Regions from separate parts of the Homo sapiens genome. Here regions 1, 2, 3, 4 and 5 are each linked to region 6. The links are chromatin contacts, found by Hi-C in ENCODE. All regions are on one chromosome and are shown on one strand. Each heading gives the region's core, a stretch centred on a gene start or an enhancer-like site at or near the end of the contact. The rest is flanking DNA. Distances are from core to core; before and after follow the strand shown. Region 1 overlaps CD99 (CD99 molecule (Xg blood group)). Region 2 holds the start of PPP2R3B (protein phosphatase 2 regulatory subunit B''beta). Region 3 holds the start of GTPBP6 (GTP binding protein 6 (putative)). Region 4 holds the start of ARSD (arylsulfatase D). Region 5 holds the start of PLCXD1 (phosphatidylinositol specific phospholipase C X domain containing 1). Region 6 holds the start of ASMTL (acetylserotonin O-methyltransferase like).

Evidence for each region. A loop is a pair of places that touch in the nucleus more often than their neighbours do. Pooled maps may share reads with other maps.
Region 1: a loop to region 6 is called in a pooled map, with 9 times the contacts of the local background. The contact joins the enhancer-like site here to the promoter of ASMTL in region 6. A Hi-C loop is called at or near these places in 3 of 37 single-sample maps with no recorded cell type and 15 of 50 pooled maps.
Region 2: a loop to region 6 is called in a map of ascending aorta, with 11 times the contacts of the local background. The contact joins the promoter of PPP2R3B here to the promoter of ASMTL in region 6. A Hi-C loop is called at or near these places in 3 of 168 maps with a recorded cell type or tissue (CD4-positive, alpha-beta memory T cell, ascending aorta and naive thymus-derived CD4-positive, alpha-beta T cell), 11 of 37 single-sample maps with no recorded cell type and 25 of 50 pooled maps.
Region 3: a loop to region 6 is called in a map of tibial artery, with 14 times the contacts of the local background. The contact joins the promoter of GTPBP6 here to the promoter of ASMTL in region 6. A Hi-C loop is called at or near these places in 6 of 168 maps with a recorded cell type or tissue (Caco-2, GM12878, naive thymus-derived CD4-positive, alpha-beta T cell and 2 more), 16 of 37 single-sample maps with no recorded cell type and 26 of 50 pooled maps.
Region 4: a map of ascending aorta shows a loop between it and region 6 (25-fold over the local background). The contact joins the promoter of ARSD here to the promoter of ASMTL in region 6. A Hi-C loop is called at or near these places in 1 of 168 maps with a recorded cell type or tissue (ascending aorta), 1 of 37 single-sample maps with no recorded cell type and 14 of 50 pooled maps.
Region 5: a map of CD8-positive, alpha-beta T cell shows a loop between it and region 6 (21-fold over the local background). The contact joins the promoter of PLCXD1 here to the promoter of ASMTL in region 6. A Hi-C loop is called at or near these places in 1 of 168 maps with a recorded cell type or tissue (CD8-positive, alpha-beta T cell), 4 of 37 single-sample maps with no recorded cell type and 6 of 50 pooled maps.

Annotation. Positions count from the first base shown.
Region 1 is chrX:2,709,169-2,712,049 of GRCh38, forward strand. All of the region lies in intron 1 of CD99 (CD99 molecule (Xg blood group)), which reads left to right. Among named protein-coding and RNA genes, the nearest start is that of CD99, 19 kb to the left of the region's middle. Within about 2 kb of position 1,528, at least 17 of the 41 ENCODE cell types and tissues checked have a DNase peak (open chromatin) inside an H3K27ac peak, as active enhancers do.
Region 2 is chrX:385,288-388,254 of GRCh38, forward strand. PPP2R3B (protein phosphatase 2 regulatory subunit B''beta) reads right to left here and starts at 1,620. Exons shown (of 13, transcript NM_013239.5): 1 at 1,081-1,620. The coding sequence starts at 1,404.
Region 3 is chrX:317,283-320,367 of GRCh38, forward strand. GTPBP6 (GTP binding protein 6 (putative)) reads right to left here and starts at 1,514. Exons shown (of 10, transcript NM_012227.4): 1 at 1,157-1,514. The coding sequence starts at 1,505. LINC00685 (long intergenic non-protein coding RNA 685) reads left to right here and starts at 1,863. Exons shown (of 1, transcript NR_027232.1): 1 at 1,863-3,085.
Region 4 is chrX:2,927,449-2,930,664 of GRCh38, forward strand. It overlaps ARSD (arylsulfatase D), which reads right to left and starts at 1,891. Exons shown (of 10, transcript NM_001669.4): 1 at 1,784-1,891. The coding sequence starts at 1,827. RefSeq lists silencers at 1,379-1,538, 1,559-1,908.
Region 5 is chrX:279,528-282,630 of GRCh38, forward strand. It overlaps PLCXD1 (phosphatidylinositol specific phospholipase C X domain containing 1), which reads left to right and starts at 1,854. Exons shown (of 7, transcript NM_018390.4): 1 at 1,854-2,157.
Region 6 is chrX:1,451,488-1,454,491 of GRCh38, forward strand. ASMTL (acetylserotonin O-methyltransferase like) reads right to left here and starts at 1,422. Exons shown (of 13, transcript NM_004192.4): 1 at 1,261-1,422. The coding sequence starts at 1,353.

The sequences.
Region 1 (2,881 bases), core at 278-2,777, 1.3 Mb after region 6:
ACACACATGTGCATGCACACATACACAGGCACATACATGCATGCACACTCATGCCATGCATATATGCATGCATGCACACGTGTGCACCCACACAGCAAGTCACATGTGCACGTGAGCACACATGAAAACACACAAGCACATGCACATACTCCTGCAGTGCACATGCACACCCATATATGCATGCACACAGGTGTGTGCTCAGATAGCACCCTCACACATATGCACACAAGCACACAGGCAAACACGCAGACACATGAACAAATGCACATATATATTCATGCAGTGCACTTGTGCACATATACACATGCAAACAGGTGTGCATTCAGCACACTCACAATGCACATGAAAACACGTGTGCACACACATGCAGTGCAATACATATATGCATGCACATGTGTGCCCACACCATACACCCACACATACGTGCAGGAGCACACACGTGCACACACAGAAACCACATGAATGCATGAGCACGCGTATATGAAATACACATGTACACATGAGCACATCCACACGCGCACATGCATGAACATAGACACACACATGCATGTACATAGACACGCACATGCATGTACATAGACATGCACACGTATACCCAGGCCCTGCATTGGAAAAAATCCAAAATGTGGCTTGGTTGCAAAGAGCACATGAAGAGCTGTTGAATGCAGAGGTGCCCAGCAAGAAGCATGGACCTAAACCCGAAGGTGGTTGGGGGAAGCTTGGGGACACCTGGGTGGGCAAATGGCCCCCCTGAGGCCCAGGGACAGATGCAAAAACCCAGCAAGCCAGGAGGGTCTTTGAAAAAAAAAATGTGTACCACATGTGACATTTCCCATGTGAGGGAAGCATCGAGATCATACTGTGTTTTCCCTGTGCCCTGCGATTTTGCAGCTGACATGCCCTTTCTGTGGAAATATATAGCAGTCCTCATGCTAGGATTGCGTGTTCTGTGTCAGGCAGCTGGGCATGGGAGTGCAGGGTGTGGGGTGGAACCTGGGAGGAGAGTTCTAGTTTTACCACTGTGTTCCGGCCGTGGGGTGTCCTGGGGAATGGAGGCCACCTCCTGACACTGGAGTTTCCTGGGTTCTGCTGTGAGCGAGGAGTGGGAGAAGACAAGACTCTGGTCTTAGAAACCTTCCGAGTCTCGTACGCCCTTGACTGCCGTTTCTGAGTATTTCCTGAAGCTTGGGAAGGATGAGTCACTTTAAGGGGATTGTCCTATGTTGCTTTGTTTTGTTTCTTTAGTGACGGTGTCTATGATCATCTTCTGTTTATGAGGGTGAAATTACAGAAATAAGAAGGGTTACACTTAAAATAATATCTGTACTTTACTTTCACGTGTGGGGTTTTTTTTTGTCATTGCTGCTGCTTTTTTTTCTTTAACATTCTGACAGTTCTGTCTGCTTATTATTAAGTCTTCCTACCTTTCTAAAGAGAATGTCTTTCTTGCTAAAGAATACATTATGGACTCTTGGAATCTCTTTGTTGGGGTGGAGGGGGTGGGGACTTGCCCTGACTTGCTGGGAATGCCCATAGGGTTTAGAAGTCACGTCTACCGCTGAGGCACTAACAAAGGTAAGCCTTCAAGGAAGCACTGTCATTTCCGGGGAAGAGAGTTTTGAGGAAATTGAAACAGTTACGAATTGATCTAGCAGTCCCTCTACTAATGTATCTACATATGAAGATATGTAGAGATGACTTTTTTTTTTTTTTTTTTTTTGAGATGGAGTCTCCCTCTGTCACCCAGGCTGGAGTGCAGTGGCATGATCTCTGCTCACTGCAACCTCTACTTCCCGGATTCAAGCGATTTTCCTGCCTCAGCCTCCTGAGTAGCTGGGATTACATGCGCATATCACCACGCCTGGCCAATTTTTTTGTATTTATAGTAGAGACGGGGTTTCACCATGTTGGTTGGGCTGGTCTCGAACTCCTGACCTCGTGATCCTCTCACCTTGGCCTCCCAAAGTGCTGAGATTACAGGTGTGAGCCACCGCACCCGGCCCCAGAGATGACTTCTAAACCTTCAGGGTATTCCCAGCAAGTCAGGGCAAGTCTATATATATATAATATATATATGTGTATATATATATTTGTATAAATATATAATTCGTATATATAGTATGTATATATAGTATATATAGTATGTATGTATATGGTGTGTATATATGTAGTGTGTGTATACATAGTATGTGTATATACAGTATGTATGTATATAGTATGTGTATATATAGTATGTGTGTGTATTATATATATATATAGTATGTGTATGTGTGTATATATATATATGTTTATTTGGGATAAGGAAAGGAAATCAGTATGTCAAAGAGACACTCCCCTCCCATGTTTATTGCAGCACCATTCGGAGTAGCCAAGACATGCAGTCAATGGAAGAGCCCATCAAGGGATGAATGCAGAAAGAAAATGTGCTATATCAACTCTGTACATTCACTAAAAGCCATTCATTTGCACAGTGAGAATAAGTGCCTTTCATGCTATGTAAACTATGCCTCAATAAAGCTATTAAATGAACAAAGAAAATAGGGTATATTCACAATGGAATGGTATTCAGCTTTAAAAAAGAAGGAGGTTGGCTGGGTGCGGTGGCTCATGCCTGTCATCCTAGCACTTTGGGAGGCTGAGGCAGGTGGATCACCTGAGGTCAGGAGTTCAAGACCAGCCTGGCCAACATGGTGAAACCCCGTCTCTAGTAAAAATACAAAAAATTAGCTGGGCATGATGGGCGGGCGCCTATAGTCCCAGCTACTCAGGAGGCTGAGGCAGGAGAATTGCTTGAACCCAGGAGGCGGAGGTTGTAGTGAGCCAAGATCATCGCACTCCAGCTTGGGCAACAGAGTGAGACTCTGTCTCAAAAAGAAAAAAG
Region 2 (2,967 bases), core at 370-2,869, 1.1 Mb before region 6:
TTTCTTCCCTCCAAGTGCTTGTTTTTAGTTTTCTTTTTTTTTTTTTTTTTTTTTTTTTTGAGATGGAGTCTTGCTCTGGTGCCCAGGCTGGAGTGCAGCCTCTGCCTCCTGGGTTCCAGTGATTCTCCTGCCTCAGCCTCCCGGGTAGCTGAGATTACAGGTACATTAGCCAGAGGCTGCGCTTCTCACCTGCGGTGTATAATCACCTTCTATGAAATAAATGGCGTTTCTTCTAAGAAATACAGTGGGATTTTGGGAGGCCGAAGCGGGAGGATTGCTTGGACCCAGGAATTCCAGAGCACTCTAGGTAACATAGCAAGACCTCGTCTCTGCAAAAATAAATAAATAAATAAATAAACAAAAATTAGCCTGGCGTGATGGTGCACGCCTGTAATCCCAGCTACTGGGGAGGCTGAGGCAGGAAGTCCAACTGTGTTTGCGCCACTGCACTCCAGCCTAGGAGACAGAGCAAGACCCTGTCTCCAAAGAATTGTAAAATAAATAAAAAACGGACCAGGCGCAGTGACTCACGTCTGAAATCCCAGCACTTTGGGAGGCCAAGGCGGGAGGATCACTTGAGGTCAGGAGTTCGAGACCAGCCTGGCCCACATGGGGGAAACCCAGTCTCTACTAAAAATACAACATCAGCCAGGCGTGGTGGCACGTGCCTGTAAGTCCCAGCTCCTCGGGAGCCTGAGGCAGGAGAATCGCTTGAACCTGGGAGGCAGAGGTTGCAGTGAGCCAAGATCGCGCCATCGTACTCCAGCCTGGGCAACAGAGCAAAACTCTGTCTCAAAATTAAAACAAATTAAAATAATAAAATAAAATAAAATAGGAAGCCTTTCTACCTTTATAAATTGTGTGATTTTTAGGTTAACAACTGTCAATGACGGAATGTTCAGTACGTGGGACTTTCTTGTCTGTATGTGTGTGGTGGGGGGGGTCGGGGCGGGGAACAGACTCAATATGAAACCGTTTTGGGGTCTGACGCTCGCCCACCAGCCTCCATCGCGCAGCCACACGCCCACTATGCGACCAGAGCCACCTGCGCAGTTGTTAGCAGAAGGAAGAGTAACTTACTACTCTCGTCCCTGCGGATCTACGGGTGCCTCGAACGTGGGGCGCGTTCCTGGGGCTGGAGGCGGCGCCCAGGGGCAGCGCAGGGCCCGGCCCGGGGGTTCCCGGGGGTTCGAGCCCGCTGGGCCGGGGGGCGGCGAGCGGGGCTGTGGGCCAGGCCCCGGGCTGCTCCCCGTCCCCCGGGGTCGGCTGGTCCCGCCCGGGCGCCTTGATCCGGCGCAGGCAGTCCTGCAGCATCCGCTGCGTGCTGGCCTCGCTGAGCCAGTACAGGAACAGCTCGTCCACCTTCATCTTCAGGACCGGCTGCAGCACTTTGCCGGGCGGCATGGCGGGGGCTGGGCCCGCGGCGCCCCCGGACGCCCGCGCCCCGCCCCGCCCCGGGGGCTTCGGTCCGCCCCGGACCGACCTCGGTGATGCGAGCACGGCCCGCTGAGGGGGCGCGGCGCAGGGAACAGGGCCCGCGCCTCGGGAACTGCGCGGACTCGCGGGGCGCGGGGACCGAGGAGGGGGCGCGGTCCGGCCCGCGCTGCTCAGGGCAGCTTCAAAACGGGCGCGCCGGCCGCGCTCCCAAACAAGGGCGCCCGCGTTCACGTCACTGCGTCGCGTCATCGCGACGATGTCATCACGAGGCGACGCCGCCGCTAGCCACGCGCGCCCCGCGGCCCTCGGAGCTTTTGCAGGAGGCTTTGGTGGGGCCGAGCGGCTGCGGTGAGGACGAGGGAGGGGCTGTGGCGGCCGTACCGCCCGAGCTCTTTCTGCGTTTAGGATTTTTAGAGGCGCGGCCCATGGCGGCGTGGCAGTCCTAGAGCTGCGGAAATGCGAGCATGCGCAATGCGTGCCTGCCAGAGCGAGGAGAGGGTGGAACCTCCGCATGGAGCATGCGCCGTGCATAGCGGTGGAGGAGCGGAGTTCGGGAGGCCGGTCGGGTGAGCGTGCGCAATGGCTGCCCGCGGGGCGCAAGCCAGAGGCTGGGAGGTGTGTGAGCGGGTGGGGCTGGAGGACGGGAGTGCGCCTGCGCAGTGGGAGGCACCGGGAACGAGCGAGCATGCGGGGTGCGCGCCCGCCGAGCTCGGGAGCGAGCGTGCGTCCTACGGGAGCGCGCGAGGAAAAGATCAAACTTTTCAATAACAGCGGGCTACCTGGGACCCAAAGGGCCCCGTTTACTTTAGCTTTGCTTATCAAACAGTAGAGACAGGTTGGAGGAGTTGGACCCCTTTAAACGTTGGTGTTCAGGGATGAGCGTGAAGTGCGTTGAAAATTGCAAAAATCATCCACGTCCAGGGAGGTGACATTAGTTAAATAACTTTACCCAATGGTCGTTTTTGTTTCTGCTTTTAACAGTATCCATAAAAACACTGCATTATCATCTGTCTGGCACACATGCACCTGTTTCCTTTACATCTTGCCCCGCTTTTTATTCATTTTTTATCAAAATAGGGTTTCACCTGGTGTTGCACCCTGTTAGAGAGTAATTTCAAGGTCTTTTATGAGCCAGGTTCTCCTACTTCTGAGCTGCATAAATCGAGCCAGACTCAATAAGTAACCCTTGGCCGGGCGCGGTGGCTCAAGTCTGTAATCCCGGCACTTTGGGAGGCTGAAGCGGGCAGATCACGAAGTCAGGAGTTCGAGACCAGCCTGGCCAGCATAGTGAAACCGCCCCCACCATCTCTACTAAAAATAGAAAAATTAGCCGGGCATAGTAGCGTGTGCCTGTAGTCCCAGCTACTCGGGAGGCTGTGGCGGGAGAATTGCTTGAACCCAGGAGGTGGAGGTTGCAGTGAGCTGAGATCACACCATTGCACTCCAGCCTGGGCGACAGAGCCAGACTTTGTCTCAAAAAAAAAAAAAATAACTCTTTTTTTAGTTTTATTTTTTTTTTGAGTTGGAGTC
Region 3 (3,085 bases), core at 264-2,763, 1.1 Mb before region 6:
AATTTGGGCTCCAGGCGGGCGCAGCAGGGAACCCGGGAGCTGCGGGTGCTCAGGGGATTACTGAGGAACCACCGGCAGGTTTGGGGAGTAGAGAGGCAAGAGGTCTGCGCGCTGTTCTGAGCAGTTCGGGGCTTCATCTGTTCCAGGAATTAGCCATTTTGGAAAACACCCGTAAAGAAAAACCACTCATCGACTACAGGAGCTTCCAAGGGAAAAATCAACCTTTATGAGACTCTGACACGTGCAGCGACTTATTCATTTGCATTTCCTCCTGGGGGGTGGGGGGTGGGACTAGACACAGATTGGTCCGCTGGACGCCCTCCCTTCCCTGACCTCAAACACACCGTGCCTACCTCTAACCCAGAGCAAGAGAAACGTAGGTCCCATCGGCGAGAACCGCCCCGGCCCACCCAACCCCACCCCACCCCACCCCACCCCACCCCACCCCACGGACCCCACGGGCCCCACCCCATCCCACGGACTCCACCCCATAAGCTCCGCCCCCGCACTTTTACCCCATAGGCCCCTCCCCCGAAGCCCCGCCCACGCACCTCCACCAATGATATCCTCCCCTCTTCCCCATAAGCCCCGCCCTTTCACCCATGGGCTCCTCCCCCGAACCCCACCCATGCACCTCCACCTATGAGATCCTCCCTTCAGAGCCCCGCCCCCGCATCACCATCCATAAGCTCTTCCCCTCAGAGCCCCGCCCCTCAGCGCCACGCCCTGGCATCTCCAACCATCAGACCCTCTCCTTAGAGCCTGGCCCCCTGAAGCCCCGCCCCTACGTCGCCACCTGAGCTCTTCCCCTCAAAGCCCCGCCCTGGGTCTCCACCTATGAGATTCTCAGGTCAGAGCCCCGTCCCTGAATCTCTACCTATGAGCCTCCCCAGAGCCCCGCCCTTGCATCGCCAGCTATGATTCTCCCGAGTCCCGCCCCTGAATCTCCACCTATGAAATCCTTCCTGCAGAGCCCCGCCCTTGCGCCTCCACCTATGAGATTCTCCCCACAGAACCCCGCCCCTGAATCTCCACCTATGAGATCGTCCCTTCAGAGCCCCGCCCCTGAATCTCCACCTATGAGCCCCCTCCCCTCAGAGCCCCGCCCCCAGGTCTCCAGCTCCTGTTTCTCCCCCGAAAGCCCTGCCGCGGTCACCTCGAGTCATCTGCGACTTCCCCGGGCCCCACTTGACGTCAGGGTGAACCAGACACACGCGCTGGGTCCCCGCCGGCAGCAGAGGCTCTCCCCGCAGCAGCTCCTCCTCGGCGTTCTCGTCCGCATCTTCCGGCTCCTCCTCGTCGTCTCCCGTGCGGCTTCGGCCGCCGTCCGCCCGCAGGCCCCGCCCTCCGCCCCACGGCCCCTCCAGATTCCCGGGGCTCCTGCGGCCGACAGCGGCTAGCGCGCGCGCGGGGCAGGACGGCGCGGCTGCCCGCGGAGCCGAGCGGCCGCGGCCCACGCGGGAGAGCCGCAGCCCCGGGCGTACGGCGGCCCGCAGGGCCCACATGGCGCGTCTGGAGGCTGAACGTTGGGGCGGGGGCTGCCCACAGGCCGCTCCTCATCACGTGCTCGTGATTGGCGTGCGGCCGGGGCTGGCTCACCAGCGCCTCTCCCCGGCACAGGCCGTGCTCCTCATTGGTCATCCGGCGTCACGTGCTAGTGATTGGCGTGCAGCTGGGGCGTGCTCACCAGCGCCTCTCCGCAGCATAGGGCGTGATCCTCATTGGTCATCCCTTGTCACGTGCTGGTGATTGGCGTGCGGCCGGGGCGGGCTCCCTAGCGCCGCGCCCCGGCAGGGCGTGCTCCTCATTGGTCGCCCCGCATCAGGTGCTGGTGATTGGCACGCGCTGCCGGCGGGGGAGGCGGGACCGGGCCGCTTCTTGTTCGGCGTGGGCGGCTCCTGGCAGACCCATCCCGCGGTGCAGCCGCCGGCCCGGTAGGCGCCAGGACCCCGAGCCTCGGCGGCGGCGGCGGCGGCGGCAGCGCTGCCTTCACTCACCTCGTCCTCGCTCCCGTCCTACCCCGTTCCGCGCTGGGTGGAGTCCAAGTCTGATTGCGAGAGTCCGGAACGCCGCCTCGGGGGCTTGACTCCAGCCCCGGGGATCGAGAACGGCGCCCAGGGGTCCCTACGTCTGCCTTGGGGGCTCGAGTCCCGCCCTGGGCGTCCGTGACGTCGCCCAGGGGTCTCCACGTCTGCCCTGGAACCTGGAGAGCCGCCGTGGGGGCCCCGGAAGCTGCCCCGGAGTCCCCACGTCTGCCCTGGGGGCTCGAGTCCAGCTCTCAGGGTCCCGGACGCCACCCAGGGGGTCCCCATGTCTGCTTTGGGGGCTCGAGTCCAGCCATGGGGGTCCTGGACGCCGCCTCGGCGTCCCCGCGTCTGCCTTGGGGGCCCGAGTCCCGCCCTGGGGGTCCTGGACGCCGCCTCGGCATCCCCGCGTCTGCCTTGGGGGCTCGAGTCCCGCCCTGGGGGTCCCCGATGCCGCCCGGGGGTCCTCACGTCTACCTTGGAGACTGGAGTTCCCCCGTGGGAGTCTCGGACGCCACCCCGGAGTCACCGTGTCTAGCCTTGGGGGCTTGAGTCCAGCCCTGGGGGTCCTGGACGTCGCCGAGGAGCCCCCACGTCTGCCTTTGGGGCTTGAGACCTGCTCTGGGGGTCCCGGTCGCCGCCCAGGTGGGTCCCCACGTCTAGCCTTGGGGGCTTGAGTCCAGCCCTGGGGGGCCCGGATGCCGCCCGGGGGTTCTCCTCGTCTGCCTTGGGGGTTGGGTCCAGCCCCAGGCGTCCTGACCACCGCCCAGGGGCCCCCACGTCTGCCTGGGGGCCTCAAATTCAGTCCTGGGGGTCCCGGACGCCTCCCAGGGGTCTTCATGTCTGCCGTGGGCCTCGAGTCCAGCCGTGAGGGTCCCGAATGCTGCCTTGGAGGGTGGAGTCCAGCTCTGAGGGTCCTGAAGTCAGCTTTGGGGGTTCGAACCCATCCATCCCAGGGGTCCCTGAGTCTACATTAGGGGCTGGAGTCCAGCCTTGAGGGTCTCCACTGCTGCCTTGGGGGCCTGGATGGGATCCAGCGGGTCTGAGTCCAGCCTCGGGAG
Region 4 (3,216 bases), core at 641-3,140, 1.5 Mb after region 6:
GCCCGGCCTAATTTTTGTATTTTTAGTAGAGACGGGATTTCACCATATTGGCCATGCTGGTCTCAAACTCCTGACCTCAGGTGATCCACCCGTCTCGGCCTCCCAAAGTGCTGGGATTACAGGCATGAGCCACCTCGCCTGGCGGGAAAATCCTAACTTTCCATGCCTAAGTAACAAAAGGACCGAAGGCTTCCCTTTGACCTTTTCTATTGGGTAGATAGTAGACTGGCTGTCTGCAACCAATCGGACTGATTTCGGGTCTAGTCTTCGTGTGCAACTTTGTGACTTCACCCTAGTCTCTGATTAGTTGGGTTTTGCAACCAATCAGATGTTTGCACAGGAGTGTGACCTTTGTAACTTCACCCTTTGGTTGGCTGCTGCCTGCAACCAATCAGACTGATCGCGGGCCACCACTTCAGTTACATGAGGTGAGCATGAAGTGGCCAATGGGAAACTTCTAGGGGGTATTTGGACCCAAGAAGATTATGTACCCGGGCCCTTGAGCCGCTGCTTGGTCGGCTCCCACACTGTGACGTGTCCTTTTGTTTTCAATAAATCCCTGCTTTCCTTCTTTTGTTGCTTCATTCTTTCTTTGCTGGGCGTTTTGTCCAATTCTTTGTTCAAAACGCCAAGAACCTGGACAACTTGCAGTCACGACCCTCTACCGGTGGCACTGGGGCGCAAATGAAGCTGGGAATGCAGGACCCGGCGCATCTGAGGAAGTGCAGCGGGGCATGGCGGTGCTAGAGGGTGGGGACATGGAGGCGGCACAAGGCCAAGGCGCCGGGGGATGGCCAGAGGGAAGTAACGGCCGCGCTTGTGGTGGAGATGGGGACGGGACAGAGAAGTCTTGGGGGGTGACCGGGGTAGGCACGGCGGTGCTGGGGGGAGGGCGCCCAATGAAGCCCACGGGGGGGAAAGGGGCGTGTCTTACCGAGCGTGTTGGGGGAGTCACAGCCGTGCTTGGGAGGATGGGGTCTGGGGGAAGGACGGGGCGCGTCTTAGTGGGATGAGGGGGAGGGCACAGCCGTGCTGGGAAGGCAAAGGGCCGGGGGGCGGGATGGAGCATGTCATGGTGGGGCCGAAGAGGCGGGGGGCGGGAAGGGGCCTTCTTAGAAATCGGGAGGGCGTCACAGCTGTGCTCGGGAGGACGGGGCGTTGGGGAGGGACAGGGAGCGTCTTAGTGGACCCGGGGAACACGGCCGTGCTGGAAGGCATCGAGCTGGGGGGTTGGGGGCGGGACGGGGTGCCTCTTAGGAAGTGGGGCGGGCAAGGCTACGCTTCGGGGGATGGAGCCTTGGGGCGGGACGGGGCGCGTCTTAGTGGGGCAGAGCGGGGGGCGCGGTTCGGGGCGGGTCTTAGGGAGCCTTTGAAGGCCGAATCCGGGCAGCGGTGTAGCTGGGCGTGGAAGGCGGAGGACCCAGCAGGGCGTGACCGGCCCAGTTTCCGCTCCCTCCGGGTCCCGGCCAGCCTTCCTCCGCCCTCCCTTCCCTTCCTCCTTTGTTCTCTTTCCCTGCCCTTCCGCCTTCCCTTCAGTTCGGTCTCCTCCACCCGCCCTTCGTCCCCTCAGTCGCCCCCCATCCCTGGGCTCTGCTGTCTGGCGTCTTTCCCGGGCACAGAACGCGCCTCCAGCTACATTTTGGAGACTACAAGGCGCCGGACACAACCACGCCCTTTACAGGGGCCCAGGCTCGCCCGGGGCGCCCCTCGCCGTGCTCGCGACCCCCTCCCCAGGCCCCCACCCTAGGCCTTAGTATGGGCCGCGTCCCGGGGTCCCAGGCACCTGGCGGCGGGCGCGGCGCGTCCCCTCCGCGCGGCGGATCGCATGGCCGAGCGCTGGCCCAGAGCGCAGGACCTTGCCCTGCGCACTCCGCGCCCGGGCGCCGCTAGTGCCAAGGCTTCCGCCCTCTCAGCTGCGGGATCTGGGCCGGGCGCCCGCCCCTCCTTCATCCGCGTCATCTCCTGGCTCTCGGGACCTCCGGGACCTGCGCGTGGAAACAGGTTTTCCCAGGTCGTCACACGGGAAGGCCTGGGCTAAGGAGCTGATTAAACCCAGTTACGATTGACCGGGCGCGGTGGCTCCCGCCTGGAATCCCAGCAGTTTGGGAGGCCAAGACGAGTGGGTCACCTGAGGTCAGGAGTTCGAGACCAGCCTGGCCAACCTGGTGAAACCCCGTCTCTACTAAAAATACAAAAATTAGCTGGGTGTGGTAGTTCACGTCTGTAGTCCCAGCTATTCGGGAGGCTGAAGCAGGAGAGTTGCTTGAACCCGGGAGGTGGAGGTTGCAGTGAGCTGAGATCGCGCCACTGCAACTCCAGCCTGGGCGACAGAGTGACACTCCGTCTCAAAAAATAAATAAATAAAAATAAAAAATAAACCCAGTTAGGCTTGAGCACAGGGAGCCCCTTTTCTTTTTGTCAGGAAGGGTCTTAGGACCTACCCAGAGCAATCAAGTTGCGATTTCAGTTTCTCAAAGCTTGGTGTTTGAAATGTCTGTTCCGGATGCTGGACTTGTACTCTAAGTCTGGGACGGGGAATGCTAGATGGGCCCTTTTTTTTTGCTTTTATTACTATTATTATTATTATTTTGAGATAGGGACTCACTCTGTCGCCCAGGCTGGAGTGCAGTGGTGCGATCTCGGCTCAGTGCAACCTCCGTCTCCTGGGTTCAAGCGATTCTCCTGCCTCAGCCTCCCGAGTAGCTGGGACTACAGGCGCGTGCCACCACGCCCGGCTAATTCCAATTGCTATTTTTATCTTTGTTTCTTTCATCAGACTGCTGTTGAAATTACTCCTTTTGATTAATCACTGTGCCCTGGACCCCTCCCCATCTTTTCTGTGACTCATCCTTTTGTTTTTGAATGATGCTATTTTGCTCATTACCCTCTCACGTAATGCTTTTTTTGTATCTTTGGCTCTCCCTTTGTTGTTTGTTTGTTTTGTTTTTAACTCTTTTGACCTCTAGAAAGATCAAGGCTGAGAGTTGAGGCTGCAGTGAGCCTTTGTTTTTGTCTAACTCTCTTGACCTCCAGTCGCTGATTCTCTCAAGCCCCTTCATGTCTTACCTCATCCCCTCACATCCCCTCACAATGCAAGATCTGGTCAAAGTATAAATTCATATTTTGTAGGAAATGCTAGCTTACAAAACAATATCACATCCCTACCTCCAGCCCAGGTGACCCACTTTCCCTCAAAGGGGGTTGCTTAGGTCCTCT
Region 5 (3,103 bases), core at 604-3,103, 1.2 Mb before region 6:
TTGGGAAGCCAAGGCGGGCGGATCACCTGAAGTCAGGAGTTCGAGACCAGCCTGGCCAACATGGTGAGACCCCCGTTGCTACCAAAAATACAAAAAATTAGCTGGGAATGGTGGCAAGTGCTTGTAATCCCAGCTGTGCTGGAGGCTGAGGCAGGCGAATAGCTTGAATCCAGGAGGCGGAGGCTGCAGTAAGCTGAGATCATGACACTGCACACCAGTCTGCGCAACAGAGCGAGACCCTGTCTCTGAAAAAAAAAAAAAGAAGAAAAAAAGAGTTATTAGTAGAAAGGAATATCTGCATTAAGATAAGAGGATGTGGAGACGAAGGTTTTTTGTTTTTGAACGGGAGTCTCACTCTGTCTCCCAGGCTGGAGTGCAATGGCGCGATCTCGGCTCACTGCAACCTCCGCCTCCCGGGTTCAAGCGATTCTCCTGCCTCAGCCTCCCAGTAGCTGGGACTACAGGCGCGCGCCAGCACGGCTAAATGATTTTTGTATTTTTACCAGTGATGGGGTTTTGCCATGTTGGCCAGGCCGGTTTCGAACTCCTGACCTCAGGTGATCCGCCCGCCTCGGCCTCCCAAAGTGTTGAAGTGCTCGAATTACAGGCGTGAGCCAGCGGGCCCCGCCCAGACCTGCATTTTAACCTCCCCTCCACCCCGCGGCCCCGGGACCCTGGGCATCCGGAGGCTCACAGCGGCCCTGCTGGGATGCTCCAGGCAGATCACTGCACAGCCCTGCAGGCAGAGGGGAGGCCGTGCAGGAGGAGGGGAGGCCGTGCAGGGGGAAGGGAGGCCGTGCAGGGGGAGGGGAGGCCGTGCAGGGGGAAGGGGGGCCGTGCAGGGGGAAGGGAGGCCGTGCAGGGGGAAGGGAGGCCGTGCAGGCAGAGGGGAAGACGTGCAGGGGGAGGGGAGGCCGTGCAGGAGGAGGGGAGGCCGTGCAGGGGGAAGGGAGGCCGTGCAGGCGGAGGGGGGTACGTGCAGGGGGCAGCGGAGGCCGTGCAGGGGGAGGGGAGGCCGTGCAGGGGGAAGGGGGGCCGTGCAGGGGGAAGGGAGGCCGTGCAGGGGGAAGGGAGGCCGTGCAGGCGGAGGGGGGTACGTGCAGGGGGCAGCGGAGGCCGTGCAGGGGGAAGGGAGGCCGTGCAGGGGGAGGGGAGGCCGTGCAGGGGGAAGGGGGGCCGTGCAGGGGGAAGGGAGGCCGTGCAGGGGGAAGGGAGGCCGTGCAGGCGGAGGGGAAGACGTGCAGGGGGAGGGGAGGCCGTGCAGGGGGAGGGGAGGCCGTGCAGGGGGAGGGGAGGCCGTGCAGGGGGAGGGGAGGCCGTGCAGGGGGAAGGGAGGCCGTGCAGGGGGAAGGGAGGCCGTGCAGGCGGAGGGGGGTACGTGCAGGGGGCAGCGGAGGCCGTGCAGGGGGAGGGGAGGCCGTGCAGGGGGAAGGGGGGCCGTGCAGGGGGAGGGGAGGCCGTGCAGGGGGAGGGGAGGCCGTGCAGGGGGAGGGGAGGCCGTGCAGGGGGAGGGGGGCCGTGCAGGGGGAAGGGAGGCCGTGCAGGGGGAGGGGAGGCCGTGCAGGGGGAGGGGGGGCCGTGCAGGCGGAGGGGGGCCGTGCAGGGGGAGGGGGGGCCGTGCAGGCGGAGCGGGGGGCGTGCAGGGGGAGGGGAAGCCGTCCTGGGCCTTTTCCAGCTGGCTGCAGAGAAGGGGCCAGCTCCCTCCTGGGGACCCGGAGCCGCGGTACAGGTGTGGTTGCTTCTCTTGGAGAAAGAGGCTGAGCTGACATCCCCCGGGCTGATAAAGAATGGGCTCCTCCTCCTGGGCCCAGCAGGCTCCCGGGACCCTCCCTCCCTCCCTCCCTCCCTCCCTCCTTCCGGGCAGCAGGGAAGATCTGAGTTCATGTAGCTGGTGTTGGCTTAGGGTCTGGGAGGAAGGCTTTTGGGAAGATGTAAATAAGAACAAAATCTGCAGCCACCTGGGAAGCCTGGCCTCAGTGTGGAAGAGAAGGCAGCAGGATTATTACAGAACCTTGTGAAGCCAACGCGGGCAGCCGCCAGGAGCTGCAGACCGAGAGGATCTCGTCCTTTCTTGCGGCCCAGGGAGACCAGGCCTTTCATTCTGGGCTCGAGACCAACAATTCGAATTCCGAACTCCCCCTGCGTGTGGGACTCAAGGTGGGTTTGCAGTTTGCAGGCAGCTGAAGTTTGTCTCTTCTCCAGGAGGCCGGGGCTTCTTCCCTTCCTCTCTGTCCCATTTCTTTTTTCTTGAGACAGAGTCTCACTTTGTCACCCAGGCTGGAGTGCAATGGTGTGATTGTGGCTCACTACAGCCCCCGCCTCCCGGGTTCAAGCCTCAGCCTCCTGAGTAGCTGGGATTACAGGCGTGCGCCACCACGGCCGGCTACTTTTTGTACTTTTAGTAGAAATGGGGTTTCACCATGTTGGCCAGGCTGGTCTCGAACCCCTGACCTCAGGTGATCCACCCACCTCAGCCTCCCAAAGTGATGGGATGACAGGCGTGAGCCACCGTGCCCGGCCCCTCCAGGTCTCATTTCTAAGAGGAGGCCTCAGGTCCACCAGGAAACATTCCTCAGATGTGAAACTGTCAACAGGCTGATTTCTGGGCTCAAGATCAACAATTCTAATTGATTTGATTAAATCAATTAGATCTAATGATTTTAATCTAATCAGTTTTAATCTAAATGATTAAAAATCTTACATACATTGCCGGGCGTGGTGGCGGACGCCTGTAATCCCAGCTACTCTGGAGGCTGAGGCAGGAGAATTGCTTGAACCTGGGAGGCGGAGGTTGCAGTGAGCCGAGATTGCATCATTGCACTCCAGCCTGGGTAACAAGAGTGAAACCCTGTCTTTAAAAAAAACAAAACAAAACAAAAAAAAAACCGTACATACAGCTGGGCACCGTGGCTCACGCCAGTAATCCCAGCACTTTGGGAGGCCGAGGCAGGCAGATCACCTGAGGTCAGGAGTTCAAGACTAGCCTGACCAAGATAGTGAAACCCCGTCTCTACCAAAAATACAAAAATTAAGCAGGTGTGGTGGCGGGCGCCTGTAATCCCAGCTACTCTGGAGGCTGAGGCAGGAGAATTGCTTGAACCTG
Region 6 (3,004 bases), core at 172-2,671:
CCCATCCCTAGGGGGATCCCGGCTTACTCTCCCCTCCCCCATCCCTAGGGGGTCCCAGGTTACTCTCCCATCCCCATTCCTAGGGGGTTCTGGGTCACTCCCTGCAACCCCATGCCTAGGGGTTTCGGGTCACTCTCCCCACCCCCATCCCTAGGGGGGTCCCGGGTCACTTGACCTCCCCATTCCTAGGGGTCCCGGGTTACTCTCCTCTCCCCCATCCCTAGGGGTCCCGGGTTACTCTCCCCACCCCCATCCCTAGGGGGGTCTCGGCTTACTCTCCCTATCCCCAACCCTGGAGGTCCCGGGTTACTCTCCCCATCCCCATGCCTGGGGGTCCCGGGTTACTCTCCCCATCCCCATCCATGGGGCTCCGGGGTCACTCTGCTGTCCCCATCCCTAGCGGTCCTGGGTCACTCCTCCCTCCCCATCCCTAGGGGGTCCCGGGTCACTCTCCCCAACCACATGCCTAGGGCGTCCTGGGTTACTCTCCCCACCCCCATCGCTAGGGGGTCCCAGGTTACAGGTTACTCTCTCCAACCCCATCCCTAAGGTGTCCCGGGTTTCTCTCCCCTCCCCCACCCCTAGGGGGGTCCCGGGTTACTCTCCCCTCCCCCATCCCTAGGGGGTCCTGGGTCACTCTCCCCAACCCCATCCCTAGGGGTCCCGGGTTATTCTCCCCAACCCCATTCCTGGGGGTCTCGGCTTACTCTCCCCATCCCCATGCCTGGGGGTCCCGGGTTACTCTCCTCTCCCCCATCCCTAGGGGTCCCGGGTTACTCCCCCACCCCCATCCCTAGGGGGGGTCTCGGCTTACTCTCCCCATCCCCAACCCTGGAGGTCCCGGGTTACTCTCCCCATCCCCATGCCTGGGGGTCCCGGGTTACTCTCCTCATCCCCATCCATGGGGCTCCGGGGTCACTCTGCTGTCCCCATCCCTAGCGGTCCTGGGTCACTCTACCCTCCCCATTCCTAGGGGTCCCGGGTTACGATCCCCTCCCCCATCCCTATGGGGACCCAGGTCACTCCCCACCCCCATGCCTAGGGGGTTCCGGGTTACTCTCCCCTCCCCCATCCCTAGAGGTTCCGGGTCACTCTCCCCAACCCTATCCCTGGAGGTCCCGGGACACTCTCCCCTCCCCCATCCCTAAGGGTCTCGGGTCACTCTCCCATCCCTATCCCTAGAGTTCCTGAGTCGCTGGGCCCTCCGGGGTTCAGCCCCTCCGTCCCCGGTCCCCTGCCCCGCCCAGGCCCAGGCCGTACCGCGTTGCTGAGGATCTCCTGACGGCGTGGGGAGGCGCTGGCCAGCACCACGCGCTTGTGCAGCAGCTTCCCAATCACCGGGCACAGCACCATGGCGTCCACGCCGGGAGCCGGGCGTCCGCACTTCTGAGCCCGGAGCCCGCGGTGCGCGCAGCGCGGCTGCAAAAAAAACAGGCGGCCAGAGTCCCGCCTCCGCGAGGCCACGCCCCCGCCCGCCTCCGCGAGGCCACGCCCAGTCCGCGCCTTCAGTGGCCTCCCCGCGAGACCGCGCCCAGGCCACGCCTCCATTGAACACTCCGTCAGGCCTCGCCCAGGCCACACCTCCATTGCCCTCTCCACCAGGCCACGCCCATGTCACGCCCCATTGATCTCCCCTGAGACCACGCCCAGACCACGCCTCCATTGCCCTCTCCGTCAGGCCACGCCCAGGCCACACCTCCATTGCCCTCTCCGCCAGGCCACGCCCATGTCACGCCGCCATTGACCGCTCCGCCAGGCCACGCCCAGGCCACACCTCCTTGCCCTCTCCGCCAGGCCACGCCCATGCCACGCCGCCATTGAGCTCCCCGTGAGGCCACGCCCAGGCCACACCCCCGCCCGCCTCCCCCCCGGGCACCGCCCCGGCCGCTTGGTGAAGCACCGCCCCCAGCTCCGCCTCCCGGGCCCCGTCCCCGCCCCCGGCGCTCGCCCCGCCCCTCCCCACCCCGCCTGCGGCGCCAAGACCTGCAATGGCGCAGGCAGCTGCGGGGTCCCGGGGAGGAAAGGCTGGCGTGGATACTTGGGGTTCCTTGCAGGCGCGGCGTGGGGAGTGGAAATGCTGGGTTTCCGCAGCTGCGGTTGTGGGCAGTTGTGGGGGTGGGGGGTTCTTACCCGCACGTGGAGGGGCCCGGCGCAGAGATGGGGGTCTTGTGGGAGCCGCGTCGGGGAAGGTAGAGATAGGGGGTTCCCCGCGGACCCGGTGCGAGTGGCGTGGGGATGGGGATGTCCTCGTGCCTGGTGGGAGGGGAGTGGAGATGGGGGTGTCCACGGGCCTGGTGGGAGGGGCGTGGAGATGGGGGTGTCCACGGGCCTGGTGGGAGGGGCGTGGAGATGGGGGTGTCCACGGGCCTGGTGGGAGGGGCGTGGAGATGGGGGTGTCCACGGGCCTGGTGGGAGGGGCGTGGAGATGGGGGTGTCCACGGGCCTGGTGGGAGGGGCGTGGAGATGGGGGTGTCCACGGGCCTGGTGGGAGGGGCGTGGAGATGGGGATCCCCGCGGGGATGGTGGGAGGGGTTTGGAGATGAGGGTCCCCGCGAGAATGCTCGGAGGGGTATGGATATGGGGGTCCCCGCGGGCCGGGTGGGAAGGGCGGGGAGATGGGTGGGGGGGGGGTCCCCGCGTGCCTGGTGGGAGGGGCGTGGAGAAGGTGGGGGTCCTTGTGGGAGGGGCGTGGACACTGGGGATCCGCGCGGGCGTGGTGATGGGCGCGGCGTGGGGACCCCCTGGGGGCGCGGTGCTGGGGGCGCAGGGATGGGACCAGGGCGGGCGCTGTGAGGTGGGGGACGCCCGGCTGTGCCTTCCCTCCCTAAACGGAGCCCACCTCCAGGGCAGCGGGTCCCTTGCGCGCCGCAGGCTGCAGGGGGCGCGCGTGAGCTGTGCGAGGATTTTTCTTAAACCCCAGAGCCCAGCCGCACCTGCTCCACATAAACCCAGCGTGGCGTGGAGACTCCGGGCACTGTTTCCCCAGCCTTTGTGACTCAAAAGA